Regions from separate parts of the Mus musculus genome. Here region 2 is linked to region 1. A link is a loop called in an ENCODE intact Hi-C map of the cell type or tissue named here. Cell type or tissue: heart. All regions are shown on one strand. Links, peaks and the distances in the headings refer to the core of each region. The heading gives the core; the rest is flanking DNA. Region 1 holds the start of Icam2 (intercellular adhesion molecule 2). Region 2 overlaps Pecam1 (platelet/endothelial cell adhesion molecule 1).

The links. Peaks named below come from ENCODE experiments on the same cell type or tissue, not always from the same donor. Only the 100,000 strongest peaks of a DNase experiment are listed, where the experiment ranks them.
Region 2: it touches region 1 in a loop (9-fold over the local background); 1 of 42 quality-filtered maps calls a loop at or near these places.

What each region holds. Positions count from the first base shown.
Region 1 is chr11:106,380,902-106,383,813 of GRCm38, forward strand. It overlaps Icam2 (intercellular adhesion molecule 2), which reads right to left and starts at 1,880. Exons shown (of 4, transcript NM_010494.2): 1 at 1,529-1,880; 2 at 1-38. The coding sequence starts at 1,583. In heart, for the core only: CTCF peaks have their summits at 308 (motif pointing right) and 1,157 (motif pointing left); DNase peaks (open chromatin) are centred at 1,200 and 1,830; H3K4me3 peaks cover 1,806 bases; H3K27ac peaks cover 2,128 bases.
Region 2 is chr11:106,705,541-106,708,452 of GRCm38, forward strand. The region is part of intron 2 of Pecam1 (platelet/endothelial cell adhesion molecule 1); the gene reads right to left. Among named protein-coding and RNA genes, the nearest start is that of Pecam1, 8.3 kb to the right of the region's middle. In heart, for the core only: no CTCF peak of the experiment used is centred there; a DNase peak (open chromatin) is centred at 1,731; H3K27ac peaks cover 385 bases.

The sequences.
Region 1 (2,912 bases), core at 1-2,500:
GGACCATATGTAGACCTCAAAGGCCTTCTCACCAGACCCTGTAAAACCAAAAGCACTTGGCAGCAGACGTCTCTGATGCCTGTCCTTGGGGCTCTCTATTACCAGTGGCCCAAGGAGACAGGTCACCTTTGGTTGGCCCCTTTCCTCCAGTCCCTTTATCAGTCAGCCCTAGGTCAGTCTTCCTCAAGCCTACTTTCGGCTTCCTTAAGCTCCCGTACAATGTTCCCTCTGTCATGAAGACACCTCTGAGAATGGAGGTAAACTCTGAGCTCACATCACCATCGAAAACTGACAGGATGCCCTCTGGGTGGCGGCAAAGCTCCAGGGAAAGAGAGTAGAGGTAGTGGAGGGACTCCATTTTTAATAACGTAGCTAATAAGAGATGTTGAAGCAAAGACAGAGGGAGGTAGAGAACCTTTCATGCGCTGTGGGAGCACCTTGCAGATAAACGGAGCCGCTGGCTCGCAGACCTGCCATCGGGAGCATGCGTTCATGAAGCAATGGAGAACGGAGATGACCAAACCTTAGCAAGGAAGAGGAATGGTGGAAATAAGACCAGAAAAGCAACAGGCCACCATCAAAAGGACCTGTTGCATAAAGCTCATAATTTATGTTGATGCTCTGTAGACATCGTTGGAGCCAGGACATTTAGGCTGGGCCTGAGTTTCCCATGTTTCTCTTTATGGTGACTACACAGCTCTATGCAGGACAGACATTTGGGATGTACCTGGTGTAAGACAATGGGGCCCTCGGTATTCACCTCCACTCTGTGAGGACCACGATGGTCCTGGATCCTGGCTAGCAGGGTCCCTACACATGGCTTGTCTTTCTCCCTCCCCACTCAGCCATCAGCTAGTGACATTCAATTCAGCGGCAAAGGAGGGGCTTTCCATGTAGATAGTGCTGGACTTGAACTTTCAACGTTGGTTATATATATTCTTTCTGTGAGCCTCAGTTTCTTCACTTGTTAAAAGGGATCATGTGCCCTCCCCTGGGTCCTGAGTGCAATTAGGCTTGGAAGCGTTTGGCAGGTTGTCTAAGACATAGGACACTCAGCACGTAGAGGCTGTGTCCTTCCAGGTCTCCTTGACCCACTGAAACAGCTTTCATTTTCATTTTGTTCTGCCAGTGAGCACAGTATCATCGGCTGCCCTCTGCTGTCCACTAGGCCCCTTTGGCATGCTGCCTCATCTCCGCTTAGCCCCTGGCATTCCTTCTGGAGTCTCCCATTTACCCACTGTCCACCACCCCCAACGTCGGTAGCCTGTCACATCAACATTCATTGATGAATGTTTCATCGACATTCCCAGATCTCTGAGTTTGTTCCCTCTAGTATCCAAAAGGCCTTGATCCTAGTCCTTAGCCTGGGGCCATGAGAAACCAAAGCCAGGCTGACACAGTCTTCTTTACCTATGGTGGAGAGGCCTCTGTGGCCAGGATGTCCCCTTCCCCCACCCCGATGCCTGAGGAGTATTAGTACTTCCCACCCTAAGATGCCATGTGCTGAAACCCCTGGGAGCTGGCTTACCTGGGCTGTAGAACAGGATAAGAAGAGACAGGCTCCAGCAAGCAAAAGAAGACATCTCAGGTGGGGTCTGTGGGGTCTGTGGAGTCTATGGGCTTCAGGGGCACAGCTGACGGCTGCCTGGAGGGTTAGGGAGAGATGTCTGCTACAGGTCGGGGAGTGAAGCCTGGCGCTCCCAACTGAAATCCACAATCTCCTCTGTGCCAGTGAGCTCATTTCCTCTAATTATCTGAGATCAGGAAACAATATGCACAGACCAGCTCCCAAGCCTTTAGGGCCTCAAGAATTCATGCAGAGGAAGCCAGGAAGCAGCAGATAAGCAGGGGTGTAACAGGGTTCTCTCACGTTGCATGCTCCCTGTGCGGGGATAGGAAAGCAATGGGAAATCACATGCAGGAAGTGTGTGTGCATGCATGAATGTGTGCAAGCTTGCATGCACTTACGTGTTTTGTGTGTGGGTGGGGGGAGTGTACATGGAATTTCTTTAACTGTACATTGGGCAGAGTGAGGTCTCCAAGATTCAGATCAGGGGAACTCTGAATTCTACCAGGCCTCGGTTGGCGTCATCTCTGGAAAGATGATATCCAAAGTTAGAACGCAGTCACATAGTAATCTCTTGCTAATGCCCTGCGTATATCTGCATGTCTCAATGTCTCATTTAGTTTCCAGCAGAAGCCTAGCCCTAATTCAGCCAACACAGGGCTCAGAGATTGCAAAAGGGCAGCCCACAGTCGTCTCCTGGGGCCCAGGAGGTCAGGAAACAGTGCCTACAACCTATTCCCAAACCCTAGACTCTTTCCTGGCCTTGTCAGTTAGTGCTTTCCTGTGCATCTCCTTACTTCAGGCAGGACCTTGGTCTTCCTAGCCTTCCTTCCGGGCACACTTCACCACAGGCAGAGAACTTTGGATACACGGCCTTCCCAGGAGGCACTGTGTTCACCATATTTAGTCAACCTTACTGTCTTAGTTCTGTCTTAGAACCTGGGGGATAGGCAGGGCAAAAGCAGGCCTCCTTGCTTTCTCGGTAGAATCCCAGAAAGGGCCTATCCAAAGGAAGCCCCAGGGTTTTGAGGGCTCATTATTGGAGCTCAGGAAGCCACCTGCAGGACCAGCTCCCAGTCCATTGTGTCCTCCAGATTTCAAGTAGAGGAAGCCTCAATGGCTCAGCCAGTGACCCTGTGACATCCTGTCCTTCCCACAGTGCTGAGTAGTGGCTGTTGTATATAGCTATCTAGTGCAGATGTTATCAGCCTGGATCAAGGGAAGTCCCCACATGAGGCTGTTGGGCTTTGAGATTCCACCAGAAAGCGAAGACCAGGTAAGGAGAGAAAAGAGGGAGAAGGGAGAAGTGGGGTGGGGTAGAGTGGGGGGAGGGTGGGGGAAGGGT
Region 2 (2,912 bases), core at 210-2,709, 320 kb after region 1:
TGGCTGTCCTGGAACTCACTCTGTAGACCAGGCTGGCCTCGAACTCAGAAATCCACCTGCCTCTGCCTCCCAAGTGCTGGGATTAAAGGTGTGCACCACTAAGCCTGGCTATTTGGAAGTAGTTGTTTTTTTTATTTTTAATTCCTGTAGTCTTTTTGCTTCTATTTGTTGAAACAGGAATGCTAGCACATCTGCATTTCTTGGTAATTATTTTTCTCTTGATGCTAGGAAATTGACGCCAGTGCCCTTCAAATGCTAGGCAAGCACTTGGCCACTGAGCCATACCTTACCCAGCCCCACTCCCCTACCTCCGTATTTTTTGGTGACTGAGGCAAGGTGCCCGTGGTAATAACAAACCCTGGGCCTCATGGATAATCACTTCTCTCCTTCACATTGCAGGACAACTATAGGAAACACTACAGGGGCCTCTCCAGGCCAGGCACTGTCCACAGTGCTGAGTGGGTCAACAACACGCCCTCCGCCCCCCCCCCCACTTCATAATAGATGCAAAAGAATTAAGATCAAACAAAACATTACATACTGTTACTGTTCATACTATTGTTCCTTCCGTTGTTCGTTTTTATCATGTGCATGTGTGTATTCTGCATATGGGTTTATGTACATTAACGCAATGTCCAAGGAGACTAGAAAGGGGTGTCCATTCCCTGAAGAGGAGCTAGAGTTATGGGCAGTTGTAGCTGCCCAACATGGCTGCTGGGCACCCCTCCTCTGCAAAAGTAGTAAGAACTCTTAACTCTTGTGCCATCCCTATCTTCCCTTCCCTACTGTCAATCCAACCAGCCCAGTTCATCAGTTGGAATCCCAGGAATGCTTCCCCAAAGGGAATTCGGTTCCACCTAAATAAAGACATGCTAGAAGGGACTTGTCTTTCTTTGAAAGGAAGTCTCCGGCCTCCAGGCAGCTGTGAGCAGCTATCTGAAGCATCCCACCCTACAACTCCGGCCTTGTCATTTCCCTCCTTTTCTATTTCCTCTTCCCCCTGATAGTGATCAAAGTCTGGAAGGGGATACCCTGAGCATCAGCCTCCGAGGCCCCCATGCTCTCTGCCTCGCTGCTGCCCGCTACCCCCCATTGCAAAAGGCATGGCTTGCTCTCTCCTTCATTCCCCTGAAATTTTATAATTTGGCTGTTCTGTCATTTTTCTCAAACTCGAACTGTCCTCTAGGTTTAACCAAAAACAAAAAAACCTCAATTAAAGCACCAAGTGTGGCTTTTTGTTGTTTTTGAGACAGCAACTCACTATCTTGGCTGGCTTGGAACTGGTAAGGTAGATCAGGCTGGCTTCGAATTTACAGAAATCCACCTGTTTCTGCCTCTTGAGTGCTGGGATTAAGAGATGTGCCACCACACTTGGCATGTGTGGATTTTTTTTTAAGATTTATTTATTTTATGTATATGAGTACACTGTAGCTGTCTTCAGACATACAAGAAGAGGGCATCAGATCCCATTACAGATGGTTGTGAGCCACCATGCGGTTGCTGCGAATTGAACTCAGGACCTCTGGAAGAGCAGGCAGTGCTCTTAATCTCTGAGCCATCTCTCCAGCCAATGTGTGGCTTTTGTAAGGAGGGTGGTATTGACACGGCTGATTTCTTTGACACACATCCACTTGTGTAACACGCACCTGGATCACTGGGAGGAACCTCATGTCGCCACTCAGCCAGCAGGAGTATCACAGGACGGAAGAGGGGGAAACCTTGTAGAAAACTCAAGAGGCCAGGTGCTGTGGCACACACCTCTAATTCTAGCGCTCCGGAAGCAGAGAAGAAAGAACTGCCAAGAGTTTGAGGCCACTCTGGGTCTACAATGCAAATTCCAGGCCAGGCAGGATTACACAGTGAAACCCTGCCTCAAGGGGAGATGGGGGTGCGGGGAGAGAAATGGCTCGGTGATTAAGAGCACTTGTTCTTGCAGAACTAGGATTTCATGCACTGACATGGTGGCAGCTCACGACCATCTAATACACATGAAGAATAAATAAATAAAAATAAAAATAGGGCCGTTGAGACAGCTTAGCAAGCAAAGGTACTTACTGCTGTGCCTGAGTTTGTGGAATCCCAGGACCCACAGGGTAGAAGAGAATTAACTCATGCAAGTTATCCTCTGACCTCTAAAAGCACCTCACAGGCTGCACACAAGCTCAGGCACACACACTAAATAAACATGCATTCAAAATTTTAAATAAAGAAAATTTCCCAAATGAGCCAGGCCAAGCCCTAACGGAGAACATAACCAGCTTCGATAACGTGGCAGCCGCTCTGCCCTAGACAGCCTCCAAAACAGCCCTCGGCCCTGTTACATCTCCCACATGACCATACCAAGGCTATCACAGGACTGACTCCCCCAATGGAGCCAGGACACTCCTCCTGATGTTAGTGTACAGCTTCCATCTAGTCAAGCTCTCTCCTCCAGGACCTCAGCCCTGGGTCAAAAGTCACATCCTGCAAGAGCAGCTAAGAAGGCGGTGTCTCACAGGATGATGAACGGAGGCCTTCAGTGTAGCCACAAAAGTCAGCTCAAAAGCAGACACCCAGGCTTAGTCAGCCTTCGTGGAACAACTTTGACCTTGACCAAAAGGGTCTATCATCACAAGATTGTGAGCCAGAGTTACCCACAAGACTGGGTGAGGTGCTGAGTTTATACTACTTCCAGCCAGAGTCTTGGAATAATTCAAGATTTTAAAAAAGATATTTGTTTATTTTAAGATAATCTTGCTATGTAGCTCAGGCTAGCCTTAAACTCTTCACAATCCTGCCTTGGTTTCCCAAGTACGGGGACTACAGTGTGAGCTGGCACACCCCTCTCCCAGCCCCTTTCATTTTCTGTTAACACAAAGATACTGAGTTTGGCTGGGCACTCCCCACTCTGTAACCTTGGCAGCCCTAGAAAG